2 separate regions of the Homo sapiens genome follow, and region 2 is linked to region 1. The links are chromatin loops, found by intact Hi-C in ENCODE. Cell type or tissue: endothelial cell of umbilical vein. All regions are shown on one strand. Links, peaks and the distances in the headings refer to the core of each region. The heading gives the core; the rest is flanking DNA.

Region 1 (7,395 bases), core at 1,327-6,326:
ATAAACTATAAAGTCTCTGAGAGATAGTTTAGAAAGTTTTGAAGCTCTTTTCTATTGTCTGCATTATCCATTTCCTCTAGGGTCTTTTGTTTTTGTTTATTTTATTCGGTCTCTCTTGGTCTATTTTTTCTACTAATTAATTACTAATTGATTGGTTATAAATAATATTCATTTAGTTCTAATTCTGAGCCAGACCCTGAGCAAGACAGAGTTTCTACCCTCATGGAGCTTGCATCATAGGGCAGAAGTCACAATTACCATGTATGTAAATGGACACACAGGAATTCCAATTTGTAGTAAGTACCATGAAGGAAATAAGCAGGGTGGTGTGAGAGTGAGTGATGGGGAGCCCTCTTTCAGAATGGGGTGTGTGAGCTGACAGCTGGAAGACAAGGGGCAGCCAGCAAGGTGACCACAGCCAGGGGGTGTCTGGAGAGGAGAAAGGGTCAGATAAGGTGCACCTCTAGGTAGGCTCTGGGGTAAGGAACTTGCCTTTGATTTAAGTGCAGTAGGAAGCCATAGGAGCATATTAAGAGGGATGTGATGCAATGGAATACTATTCAGCCATAAAAAAGAATGAAATCATGTGTTTCGCTGCAACGCAGATGAAACTGGAGGCCATTTTCTTAAGTGAAACAAGTCAGACACAGACAAATACCACATGTATTCACTTACAAGTGAGAGCTAAATAATGGGTAGATGTGGACATAGAGTGTGGAATGATGACCATGGACACTTGGAAGGGCGAGGGGGTGGGAGGGAGGTGAATGATGAGAGATTATTTAATGTGTACAAGGTACATTATTCGGGTGATGGATACCCTAAAAACCCTGGCTTCACCACTACACCATCTATGCATATGGCAAAATTACACCTGTACCCTATACATTTATACAAATAAAAAAGAGTGAAAAAAGGGGAGGGATGGTCTGATCTGACCTACGTTTCTAATGATCCACTCTAGCTGCTGAGTGGAGAATGACCCGAGACAGGCAAAAATAGCGGAGGGAGGATCATGAGGACTCTGCTGCAACTAGCTAAGCTCAGAGAAGGGTAGGGTGGCTGGGTATCCTGGGGAAATGGTAAGGGAGCATCACCAGCAGAGCATGGTGTCAGAAAGGCAGGACAGAAAGTGTTCATGGAGAGAGTCGTTCAGTACGTCAGTGCTGCTGAAAGGTCACAGAAGGCTAGGACAGAGCGGTGGGCACCCTGCTTGGCAGGTGAAGGTTGCTGGTGACTTGATAGCCTCGGGGGAGGGCTGAAGAGAACCTCAGATGGTGGGAGGCGTTCACCCAGGTTTTCGACATAGTAACTGCACAGTAAGTTACTGCAGTGGTGTATTTGTCACTTTCCATTGGATATGGTTTGGGTCTGTGTCTGTGCCCAAATCTCATGTGGAATTGTAATCCCCATTGTTGGTGGAGGGGCTTGATGGGAGGTGATTGGATCACGGGCGCCGACTTTCCCCTTGCTGTTCTCGTGATGGTGAGTGAGTTCTCACGAGATCTGGTTGTTTAAAAGTATGTAGCACCTCCCCTTTCTCTTGGTGGTCCTCCTGCTCCTGCCAAGTAAGACGTGCCAGCTTCCCCTTCACCTCCCACCATGATTGTTGCCTGAGGCCTCCCCAGCCAGGCTTCCTGTAGAGCCTGTGGAATGGTGAGCCAATTAAATCTCTTTTCTTTATAAATTACTCAGTCTTGGCCAGGCATGGTGGCTCATGCCTGTAATCCCAACACTTTGGGAGGCTGAGGCAGGTGGATTGCTTGAGCTCAGGAGTTCTAGACCAGCCTGGCCAACATGGTGAAACCTCCTCTGTACTAAAAATACAAAAATTAGCCCGGTGTGGTGGCAGGTGCCTGTAGTCCCAGCTACGTGAGAGACTGAGGTGGGAGAATAATGCCTTGAGCCTAGGAGGCAGAGGTTGCAGTGAGCTGAGATTGTGCCACTGCACTCCAGCCTGGGCAATAGAGCAAGACGCTGTCTCAAAAAATAAAAATAAATTAAAAAAATACCCAGTCTCAGGTAGTTCTTTTTTTTTTTTTTTTTTTTTTTTTTGAGACGGAGTATCGCCCTGTCGCCCAGGTTGGAGTGCAGTGGCACGATCTCTGCTCACTGCAACCTCCGCCTCTGGGTTCAAGCAATTCTCCTGCCTCAGCCTCCTGAATAGGTGGGACTACAGACATGCACCACCATGCCTGGCTAATTTTTGTATTTTTAGTAGACACAGGGTTTCACCATGTTGGCCAGGCTGGTCTCGAACTCCTGACCTTAGTTGATACACCCACCTTGGCCTCCCAAAGTGCTGGGAATATGGGCGTGAGCCACTGCGCCTGGTCTCAGGTAGTTCTTTATAGTAATGTGAGAATGGACCAATACACCGTTGGTAGCTTGGAAATGGAAATTCCTTGAATAGTTGCTCCCAGCCCCAAACACTTTGTAGAACCCCCCTAATTTCTTCCAAAGCCCTCCTGTTTTCTGTACATTTCCTCCTTTTCTTATGACTCCATCAGAAAATATCTTACATGAGGAAGAAATGGTTTAAAACATTTCTATTTACTTTCATGTTATTTCTGATTATCTACCAGAGAGCATAACTTTTTTTTTCTTTTTTTTTTTTTGAGGTGGAGTCTCACTTACTGTTGCCCAGGCGGTGCCATCTCGGCTCACTGCAACCTCTGCCTCCTAGGTTCAAGAGATTCTCCTGCCTCAGCCTCTCGAGTAGCTGGGACTACAGGTGTGTTCTACCACGTCCGGCTAATTTTTTTTTTTTTTCACTAGAAATGGGGGTTTCCCCATGTTGACCAGACTGGTCTCAAACTCATGACCTCAAGTGATCCACCCACCTCAGCCTCTCAAAGTGGGATGTTCAGTACAGACACGTTTTTCCAGCTATTTTCAATCGGAAATAATCTGAAATCAGATTATCGAAATCGGTTGGTTGAATCCACAGACGTGGAATCCATGGATACAGAGGGCCAACTATACTTGGTGGTCAAACCTACGCATGATTTCAAAGCCCATGCTCATTCATTCTTCTTTCCTTTTTTTCTACTTTAACTTTTACTTTTGTTAAAGCCACGTATGTATAGAGTGCAAATATTAAGATCACTCAACATGGCTGATTGTCAAACATTGCAGCAGTTCCCTGTCCCACTTTCCAGAAGCACCTCCTTGTAACTTTCACCTGAGTGTTTTCATGTTCATTTCCGTATTTGTAAAATATGTAAATTGGTAAATATGTAAAATGCTAGCATGTTTCTTGAAGAAAAAATGTGGGTAGTAAGTATTTGCTGGAATACAAAGATTTCACCGTCTTTTACCCGCCTGTCTCTCAGAACACAATTTAAGTCTTCTCCATTCTCTTTATCCAGTTAAGTTCTAATTTTGGCTGGCTCATTTTTCAGTGTTTATTGTGACTATGCTTGCTGAGTCACGCGGTACACAATCATTACGTTTCCTTCCTCTTGCACTTTTTTATTTTCCATAGAGTTAATAATTGTCTTCCAGTTCTATTTGCTTATTTTTCTGTATACTTGTAACTAATTCAATGCCAGCTCTTTCAATTGGGCATACCTCTCAATATGTTTAATTTCATTTTCTTGAAGAAATCTCTTCTGGATCTTCTGATCTGCTCCAAACTGCACGGGTTGCTCACACAGCAGTGACTCATCTGCCATCTTGCGTTCTGCCTCCACCCATTATCTGGGTGATTTCTTCACTTCTTTCCCTGCAGGTCTGAAAAGGCCTTTATCGTGTCATCTCATTTCATTGATAGTTTGGCTGAGTATTCAATTCTAGGTTTTAAAATTTGGAATTTGGAATTTGGAAGTTCTGCTCTGTTATATTCTGCCTTGTTACTTAAGACCTGCGTTGTTCTCTCTCTCTCTCTCGAAGTTTGTAGACTCTTTCTCTGTCCCTAGTGTTCCTATATGTCACAATGATGCACTTTGTTGTGGGTTTATTTTGTCTTCTGGGACTTGGTGGGCTCCTTTTAATCTAGAAACTTATGTCTTTCAATTCTGAGAGATTTTTCTTGAATAATTTTGCTGATGGTTTCTTTATTTTCTCTTTTTGAAACTCCTGGACAGTTCTCTAATTTTCTTATTTTTTTCTTGTCTATTTTCTATCTCTTTTTCTGTTTACCCTTCTCTCTGGGAAATTTTCCCAACCTAGTCTTCTATTGCAAGCTGCCTTATTTTAAATTCCAAGGATTATTTAAATGTTCTTTCATATTTTTTAAAAATGAGTATATTGTATTCCGTTATCTCTCTCAGGATATTAATAAGGGTTTGGGGGCTATTTTCTCTGTTTTTACCTCCTTTTTCCACTTTGCTTTGGTCTCTGGCTTTCAGATTACCGTATTTTATCGACTTTGAGAACCTTCGATGCTGGTGCTCTTAATCTTACGAGAAAGTGTCCACGAAATTATTTTGCATGGCCGTATCACGGCTGCCTCCTGACTGACCATGATTTTGCAATACTATTGATTTGTAAGGCGGATTTCAGAGATGTTCATTCGGACACATGCATCTTAGGATCAATGAAACAGGGTAAATGCTTCTCAAGTTATCTTGGGATTCTTGCCTATACTGTTTATAGTTTAAGAGTGGTGCACCAAAAATCTGTTTATAGTCTGCTCTGCATGGTGCTGGTGGTAGTAGGTGAGTGGAGGGCTTTACTGACAGTGGAATTAATTGTAAGATGATTCAGCTCGGCTGTTCTTTTTTTTTTTCATTTTTTTGTTTTTTGAGACATAGTCTCACACTGTCACTCAGGCTGGAGTGCAATGGCATGATCTCGGCCCACTGCAACCTCCATCTCCCAGGTTCAAATGATTCTCCTGCCTCAGTCTCCCGAGTAGCTGGGATTACAGGTGCCCGCCACCATGCCCAGCTAATTTTTGTATTTTTTGTAGAGATGGGGTTTCACCATCTTGGCCAGGCTGGTCTCGAACTCCTGACCTCATGATCCACGCCTCCCCCGCCCGGCCCCTTGGCCTCCCAAAGTGCTGGGATTACAGGCGTGAGCCATGGCGCCCAGCCTGTTTGTTTGTTTTTTTAAGAAACATGGTCTTGATATGTTGCCCAGGCTGAAGTGCAGTGGCATGATCATGGCTCATGGCTACCTCGAACTCCTGGACTCAAATGATCCTCCCACTTTAGCATCCCAAGTAGCTAGGACTACAGGTGTGCACTACTACACCTGGCTGATTTAAACATTTTTTGTAGGGATGGGGTCTCACTATGTTGCCCTGGCTGGTTGTGAACTTCTGGCCTCAAGTGATCCTCTTGCCTTGACCTCTCAGTACATGGAGATTACAGGTGTGAGCCACTATGTCTGGCCCAGCTTGACAGTTTTGTTAAGAAACCCTCTGATGATGACTTTCTCATGAACTTGTTGGATTCCCAAGAGAAGAGTTTTTGAATCTTCTGCCTGGAGGATTTAAGCTTGGCTGTCTGCCTTCTGAGCGTCACGATGGGAAGGAAGGCTGGGAATCAGATGCTCAGCATGCAGCTTTGACTTCGTCCCTTTCTTCCATACAGTACTCCTGCCCTTATCTCTGCCTGGTGTTCCCCAGCCCAGAGAGGCTTGATTTTACCTCTCCAGAGGGAAAAAACCCTCCAGGCTCCTGCCCTTTGTGGAGCTGGGAAAGAAAGCTGGTGGAGTTAACTGCTTCTCAAACAGACTTTTCAGTCAAACCTTCTGTTTTCTGCCCCATCTTTTTCTCTGCTTCCAAAGGAGCTGGGTGTTGCTGCCTCCTGAGCCTTTGAAGTTCAGGATGTGATTCAGGTTGTGTCTCAGCTTTACCTATGGTTGGTTCAGGTTTGCTTAAGTTAGTTACTTCGCCTTCATTTTCCAGCTTTCAAAATGTTTTTTTGGCTGGGCATAGTGGCTCACACCTGTAATCTCAGCACTTTGGGAGGCCAAGGCTGGTGGATCACTTGAGGTAAGGAGTTCAAGACCAGCCTGGCCAACATGGTGAAACCCCGTCTCTATTAAAAATACAAAAATTAGCCGGGCGTGGTGGTGCACACCTGTAATCCCAGCTGCCTGGGAGGCTGACTCAGGAGAATTGCCTGAACCTGGGAGGCAGAGGTTGCAGTGAGCTGAGACCGTGCCACTGCACTCTAGCCTGGCAACAGAGTGAGATTCTGTCTCAAAAGAAAGGAAAGTATTTTTCTGTCCACCCATTCTCTTTGTTAAAAATCACATTACAGGGAGGGGAACATCACACACCGGGGCCTGTTGGGGGGTGGGGGGCTAGGGGAGGGATAGCATTAGGAGAAATACCTAATGTAGGTGACGGGTTGATGGGCTAAAATGATCCTCCCACCTTGGCCTCCCAAAGTGCTAGAATCATAGGCATTTATTAAAAATATATTTTCTACATTGATTTGAAATGCAACTTTATTTGGATCTGTTTTGGAGCAAAGACCATAAGCCTTCCAGTGCTTCACCCTCTCCCTTAATGCTAGGTGAGTGCATCTTTCTTTCTGGGTCTCTGCTTCTTGCTCTGTAAGTGATGTTAGGGAACTGCATTATTCTTGCTGTTGCTAAGCTCTGCAGCCACATATGCTCTTATTTGTTAATTTGACCAACATGTTTGGGTCCTCTGCAGTGTCTGTGTTTGTGCTAAACACTGGGGATACAAAAAACAAGGCAAGCCCCCTGCAGTAGTCACTGTAGGAAGCCAATGACACGTTAGTCTAGGAGTGATTCTTCTGTCCTAGGATGGGTCTCTTTCATGCAGGATTATAGAGCGTTCTGGAGGACATTGTGCAAAATGTTAATGATGGTTGTTTCTGGGGGTGTGGTCTCAGTTGAATTTTGATCTCTGCTTTATTCCTTTCTGTATTGCTTATATTTTTGGCAAGCATACACTTTTTTTTTTTAGCATGATTGTTTTGTTTTTAACAGACCTCAGTTTCACAGAATTGGTTTAGTTGTAATCCTTGGTTCATAACGCTCTCTGGGGTTCCACAGTACCTTTAGGAAAAGAAAACAGCAAGAAGCAATCTACAGAGGTTAGGGAGGATTCCAAGAGTGACCAGAGGGTGTTCCTTAGGTAAGACGCATCAGAGAGCCAGAGCAGTCAGGCACCCCTGCTGCTGTGAGGTGCCTGTGTGAGGGTGCAAGGTACAGCTGCCTGAAACCATGTGGCCTTTGGGGAATTGTGAGGAATTCAGCTTGCCAGAAGCTGAGGTTATAAGCAGGAGTGACCATGTGTTACCTGGTATACACAGAGAACACTAGAAATGAATAATTTTAAGACTGTGAGAATTTGCACAGCTGAGGATCTCATATACCCATTTAAGCCCATCCTTTGGGGCACTTTCTCACAAATGGAGGATTAGATATTCTTTCTATTAAAAAGTGTAACTGTATATTAGTACA
Region 2 (7,395 bases), core at 888-5,887, 160 kb before region 1:
GAAGGAAGATTGGAAGGAAGGAAGGAAGATTGGAAGGAAGGAAGGAAGGAAGGAAGATTGGAAGGAAGGAAGGAAGATTGGAAGGAAGGAAGGAAGATTGGAAGGAAGGAAGGAAGGAAGATTGGAAGGAAGGAAGGAAGATTGGAAGGAAGGAAGGAAGGAGGAAGGAAGGAAGATTGGAAGGAAGGAAGGAGGAAGGAAGGAAGATAGGAAGGAAGGAGGAAGGAAGGAAGGAAGATTGGAAGGAAGGAAGGAGGGAAGGAAGGAAGGAAGGAAGACTGGCCCTGCCTTTTTAGGAGGAATCATCATTTGCCCCAGTTGGTGACAGCTCTTCCTTGCAAAATAGTTCCACCTGGTAACCACAGAAGGAACGACAGGACTAGAAAATCTTCCAATTGTAACACCCACTGAAGATTCAGCAAGGATCATCAGTAGATGCTAAATCCACATGTTGAAACATTAACGGGAAATGGGATTTCTGCCTGGTGCCTAGATGTCACCCAACAGGTTATCTGCTAAGAGCAAAGGGGAAGCCATCGCTTTACAGAAGAGCAAGGGAAAGAGAAATAAATTACACACACCACCAAGAAGCAACTGGCCTGGTTACTTCAAAAAGTCACTATAGAAATAAATAAAAGTAGGGGACTGACATAGAAAAGGGTGTAAAATGCCACACTGTTTTTGGTTAGTATCATTATCACCCCCACTTATTTGAACCTCAACTGGGGGCTGGTAGATTCAGCACTCCTCAGTCCTGGACCATTCCCCAAATTTGACTGTTCAGTTTCTCAGGTTTAAACATGAAGAATGACAGCCATGTGCATCTTCTAACATGAGGCTGACAAAGCCTGAATGACTACGTGCACAGCCACGATCAGGGATTGTTGCGTTAAGACTTTTTACCAAGGTGCTGGTGGATGCAATGCGTCTGCGAATGCAGTGAAGAATTAAACGGTGGTTCCTTTCCAGCCAGGTCCTCGTGCCCACCTGAAAATCCCCTCACAAACGGCCGAGCAAATCGTCTGTTTCTACTCATGAAAGATCTTTAAACAGAGAGAGCCCCCAGACTCCAGCTTCCTACACCCACAAGAGAGGAGCTGTCCCAGATGTCGCCTGCCACAATGAAGACCTCAAAAGCTCACCCCTAACCACCTATAGGGAAAGTTAAACATTTGCCAGCCCAGAAGCTCTCCAACATGGTGAAGCACTCATGATTCTTTTCTGACAATCCTTCAGCTTTGTATGATAGATAATAATAATAAAGTACCTAGTATATCTACATGCCAGGCACTAGGTTAAGTCTTTACCATCAATTAACTCATTTGATTCTCACCACCCTGCTGTTACGTCCATTTTACAGATGGGAAAACCAAAGGTAACTTTGGCCCAGGTTACAGAACTAGCACAGAGCTCAAAGTTGGAAGACCCAGATTACTACTTTCTACTAAATAAGACGTCCATGTCCTCTGGCTCTGAAAGGGAACGTGTAGGCCAATCTGTAATAACTATGCCCACCCAAGTGAGCGCCCAAATCTTTAGGGCAGTATGATTAAATCACAAATACTAGTCAGTCGAGAGCCACAGACCCTAGTGCTCAGTTTTAATTAGTCATTGCCATGTGCCTCGGTGCCATTATATTTCCCCTGGTAATCAAAAACTTTTAAAAAATGAGCAGTACTCCTGGATTTTCTGCTTGTTAGTTAAGAATTCTGTACTGGCTAATGCAAATTATACATTTTTTCAAATAATTTTTTAACACTTGAAAATTTTTGTTAAATATCCAAATTATATGGATCTCTCCATTCTACTGGCCCAAATGAAGAAAGATTCACCTTATTCATCAGTCAGCATTTCATCAACTTAGACAAATTCTAGTGCGTGGCTTTCACGATCTAACTATATGCTTTCAATTATCAAATGGCATATTTCATTTCTACTTCTTGATCCACACTGTTATCACAAAATGTATTATATCCAAAGTTCTCCTGAACCATTATAAATTTTAGGGCTATACAGTAGCATTCTTACAAGGAAAAGAACTCTATGAATACTTTTAAAATTAAGAAACTTATAGAATAAACAAAATTACTAGTTTAAATAGCCCCAAGAGTAAGTAATAGGAAAATAAAACCACTGTGAGTTCCCTACCACAAGCTCTATTAAAATTATAAACTTTTTCGCTAAAACATCGACTTTTCTAGTTAATTGACAAAAGTCACCAAACTGAACATTTAAAGATAAAATACACAGCAACGGTGAAAGGTATAAGACACTACATCTCTTCAGTCATAGCTCAACCAGAATGAGAACAGAGTTTTGTGTATCTAAAATCTAGCTATATCCCTCGTGCCTAGCAGACACTCAACAAGTATTTGCTGAATTAATCAGAGAATGAATTGTGATACTGGCAATTAGCGTGAAGCATTACTATGAAGATTCAGTAAGCAAATACAGTTATCCTATGTGCAATTATAAGGCCCTTGTTACTACTAATAATATTCCTCTTACCCACAAAACTCTATGAAGTATGTTGAACATGTATTATATTTTTGCCAATCCAGTCATGAGAAAACAGGTTCCAGAGTTAAATGAAGTCACCCAGCTAGTCCACTCTAGTTAGTGGTAGGGCTGGAACTGCCCCCCTCCCTCCCCACCCTTTCCCCCCAATTCTATCCCCTTCCCTGCCTCCTGTTTTCTCCTGAGCACGTCACACCATCTCACCATCAAACACACTGTGTTTTCTTTCTGTGTTTGTGGTCTACATGTGAGCTTCATGAAGGCAGTTCATTAGTACTGTTTCCTGCTATGTCCCTTGAACTTTTAAGTGCCTGGCACTTAACAGGTGCAAAAGAAGTAAGAATTTTCTGACATGCTTAAATTTGGAAGGAAGAGACTTTTTTTTTTTTTTTCCTGGCATGACCAGTTTGGGGGATACTTCATCTTAAAAATAAAAAGTAAACTGAATGGACAATATTCTTTGAACAGTAAAGTTTTTGTGCAAAAGCAGTGGAGAAAGAAAGTAAGAGCACTTATTTTAACACTTTCCCCCAAATAACTTAGCAACATAACATACAAAAGACTTAAGATTGTTAATCTTTAAAAAGAACACACCACACGAATTATCGTGCTGCTCAGTAGTGACCTTAGTGTCTGCAGTCTCCTGTTTATAATTCTGTTAACCTCAAAAAGCACTTGCATTTGTCAGATAATCATTAAGGTATGTTTTCATAAAGACTCATTTTGCCAAAAGTCAGTACTATCTGTTTTCATGATCGGCTTTCCATTCCACATTTTTAACAGGCTCCAACACCATTATGAAGCCCCCTTCAAGATGTTTTTCCTCATCCCAGTTTGCCTAAAATGTTGCTTTATACATGTTGGTTTTAAGAAACACTCATTCCTGCCTTTAGGAATTTAAAGGAGAAACGATGGACTAAGGCAAAGAAGTTTCATCTAGATGTTCCTAAATAATCAGAATACTCTTAAGACAGACCACTCTTCTAAGCTAAATATGATTAAACCTAAAATTTGATCAAGAAAAAAGTATCAGCTCTACAAGAACAGGTGAATGACAACTAGGGCCTAATATATTACATTACTTATCTTTTTAATCTTTGCTGTTATGCAAAGAATGTTTAGAAAAATGACTCAAGTATTATTAACAAAGTAAACAAGATAAGCTTCAAATATCCTATAAATACAATGACCTTCTGCCCTTGTCTCTATCACCTTCACTAAGAAGGGCCAAACTGGCCAGCAGGTGTCCCACCAGGCTTCACAGAGAAGCCTCCAGGCAACCAAACGCAACTGCGTCTTCTATACAATTAAGGCCCACGACCCTCAATCCTTAGCATGTCCTAAAAACCAAATAAAGACTCAGACGCAAGCCATTGGGCAGCTATAAATAGCCACACAACTAAAAATACACTGTGCTAATACTCCCTAGGAAGAATTCCTCTCCTGACCAAAATATTTGCCTTTTCATTGAATTTAACTTTCGGATCAGCTGTGATGCAGTGCAGACTCTCTCCTGTGTCGAAGACCTTCATTGTTGTTTTTCTACAGCTGTGCACTGTTCTCATGTGCCTGGTCATTGATGCATTTGTCAAAAGAACATTTTCAACACTATAATAGGAGGCATACATCGGGCTTAAGGTACCAGCAATTGTTTCCAAATTGATTATCTAGGAAAGGACATAATAGGTAATTCTGACAACTTTTTAAAAGTCTTTACGAAACTCTCCAATTTCTATAAAAGTTTGCCACTGGAAAAAAAGCACCAAGAATCAATCTGCCATACTGGAGTTATGTTACCATGAGTTCACTCATTCAGCAAATATTGTCAGACACTACTAATTATCAGACACTGTTCGAGAGCTTGCCTATACAATAAAGCACCCCCCTCCCAAAAATACCCTGCCTTACATTGCTCACATTTTTCTTGAAGAGCCTACCTAATTTCATAGAATCATATGTAACTATGGTTAAATTTTATTAAATTTCAATATCTATAAGCAAAAGCATAAGCCAGTAATATTTTCCCATTTCAACACTGGTCACTAACCAGTTGCCAGCAGTTCTTAATTTCAATTATGGGACATGTGAAAGCAAGGGCAAAAACCCTCAGGAAAGCTTTCGCACATCTTTTTTCTAACCAACCTTATGGCAATCCCAACCTACAGAATCAACTACAGAACTCCTGACAATTGTTCCTGACTGTATATTCCCAAAGTGCAGGAGGCTTCCAGCACCTTTCAGCTTTCGTTTGTTGAGCCCTACCTTGGCTGTAGGGAGACACAGTTTTTATTTTAATTCAAAAGACAGCAGAAGTTGTAAATGTTTAGGAGGCATTTTTGCCCGTTCTAAAGCTCAATTTTTAAAGTATGAAATTTGAAATTACCACACTGATTGATCCTGGAGAAAACTGAAGTTTTAAAGGCAGAACTTGATACATACAATGAAGTGACTACACAAATCCTACTTTAATTCACTGAACCTTCAGTTCATGACAAGAGAAACAATGGAAAGACTGTTAACTTGAATCTTATACCATCACTCAACAGTAACTACAAGTTTCAGGCATCAGGTTAAGAATACAGATGATCTGAGACCTAGACCCTGCTATCACACAAGATGCTCAGCTAGAGAAAAATGGAATCAAAGAGCAATAAATTTAATTTCAACAGAAAGATGTACAACAGCAGCTCCTTAGCTGCTGAAAGAATGTGGGGAAAAAGACAGACAGGTCCACTAAACAGGACACTGGGGACCTACAACAGCTGGGTGGACCATGAGACAGGGACGGATGGGGGCGGCAAGTGACAAAGTAATGAGATGCACAGAGACTCAACTTTGATGCACCAGGGCTTTCCCAAGACTTACTGAATACCAATCTCTAGGAGGGAACCAGAAATTTGCAACTACCCTCACACACTGATGATTTTGGTGCACGCAATAGTTAGAGGGCCACTGGTGGCATTCCTGGGTGGTCCATGCTGGGTTTTAAGCAGCAGATAGACATGACTGTAACTGGGTCTCATTAGTTCACACAGCAGGGCTGTGTAAACGTAGTGTGCAGAATAAGAATGGGGGGATCACAGATCTAAGTGGATCTGAGACTACTGCAGAAACCTAATAGGGGGCTACTTTGCTGACCAAAATGGGAAAAGGAAAGAGTAGAACTATCCAAATTACAGAAAAGTTTAATTTTATGGATTTAAATAGGACAACCATATGTCTTGGTTTGCCTAAAACAGTCTTGGCTTACAACTGCTGTCTCAATGTCCAATCTGGTTTTGTCTTTGTATTTTTCATTTTTAATTAAATATTATGATTCACTATTGCATTAAAATAAGCCAGTTTGAGTTTAATAAATAACCTATTTTTTCTATGTCTTGCTTCTGTCACCATCTCATCTAGTAGCATGCAAGACACACATACAGCGAACAGAGTTCACACTTCAATGTGTTGTTAACTCTGAAAGTCAACCAGGAATAAATCACCTATTTTCTGGGCCCTTTCCAGGTCCAAGATAACTAACAGCTCCCTCTCCAGCACTCTGACGGAAGAAAGCATGCTGGCATCACATGGGAAGCAATTACATAGAATATTAGTCTGACAGCTTGTATTATAATGATTTTGTCATGTATAGTGTAAATCCACAACTATTTTATTGTTTTGATTGTTTGTATTTTACAAGCCATTCTAGGAGCAATGAACTAAAAAATAAAAATGCAGATTTAATAAGTACTACATTTCCGTTTCTCAAGAAAGTTAATAGTAAATAGTAATTTGCACATGTCTCCACATTTGCCGTGCACCCTGTGGGGTTGGGGTGCTATCAGTGGGCACATGAAAACCAGACAACATCTGAAAAAATAGCCATATCCACCTTTTTTTTTTTTTTTTAAGAAGGCAGTACCCAAAGACAACTAATTCTTAGGTGCAATCGCAGAATTTGCATTTATAAAATTGTAGTATTCACATTTCTTTCTAAAGTATGACTGTTCATTTAGATCAAATGACTGTTCTAACATAATTAAGCCAATTTTTCCCCTAAATGTTCTCCTGAACATTAAACACATACATAATAGCAGTTAAATATTGGCTCCTTTAGCTTGGAAGAACTTTACAGGCAATTAGATTGTGCCAGTTTTCAAATAGGAGATCAGTTCCGTTAGTAGTTCTATTTTTTTCATTCAACTCGTGGAACAAGGGTCAACAAATTGGTCTGCGGGCCAAATCCACCCTGCCACCTGTTTCGGCATGGCCTGCAAAGTAAGAATGGTTTTTACGTTTTCAGCGGTTGGAAAAAGATCAAAAGTTGATGCTTTGTGATATATGAAAAGTATACAAAATTCATATTTCAGTCTCCATAAATAAAGTTGTATTGGTATATAGCCACACTCATTTGTTTGCATACTGTCTATAGCTACTTTAAGGCTACCAAGGCAGAAGTTGAGTTGCAATAGATAGCTGTGGCCAAGAAAGCGTAAAATATTTATTGTCTGACCCCTTACAGAAAAGGTTTGCTGAATCCTGCCTTAAAAGGTTAAACACTACTGTTAATAATATCGTAAAAGCTCAATGAGGAACACTATTTGTTATTCTGATTTTAATACAAATACAGGTTTTCATATACACAATAACGAAGAACAAATTAAACTAAAGTTAAGAATACTTCATCATGGCAGTACCCATTCTCTTTGGCACTCAACTCATTTAGCCTTCAAAAAACTACTTTGAAAACCAATCCAGGCATCGCAAAATGACTTGGAACCTTTTGTTTTGTTTTGTTTTGGTGAGACCTCTAAGATTGGGTTACCTTTTGTTCAAAATCAGCTGGAAATTTTGATCAAAACTTTCAACAAACAACTGTCTTTTGAAAAGTCAGCT

Evidence for each region. Peaks named below come from ENCODE experiments on the same cell type or tissue, not always from the same donor. Only the 100,000 strongest peaks of a DNase experiment are listed, where the experiment ranks them.
Region 2: it touches region 1 in a loop (7-fold over the local background); 1 of 110 quality-filtered maps calls a loop at or near these places.

Annotation. Positions count from the first base shown.
Region 1 is chr6:4,684,490-4,691,884 of GRCh38, reverse strand. No RefSeq gene overlaps it. Among named protein-coding and RNA genes, the nearest start is that of KU-MEL-3, 78 kb to the right of the region's middle. In endothelial cell of umbilical vein, for the core only: no CTCF peak of the experiment used is centred there; a DNase peak (open chromatin) is centred at 3,534; H3K27ac peaks cover 1,193 bases.
Region 2 is chr6:4,845,197-4,852,591 of GRCh38, reverse strand. The region is part of intron 1 of CDYL (chromodomain Y like); the gene reads right to left. Among named protein-coding and RNA genes, the nearest start is that of CDYL, 72 kb to the right of the region's middle. In endothelial cell of umbilical vein, for the core only: a CTCF peak has its summit at 3,739 (motif pointing right); DNase peaks (open chromatin) are centred at 3,311 and 3,691.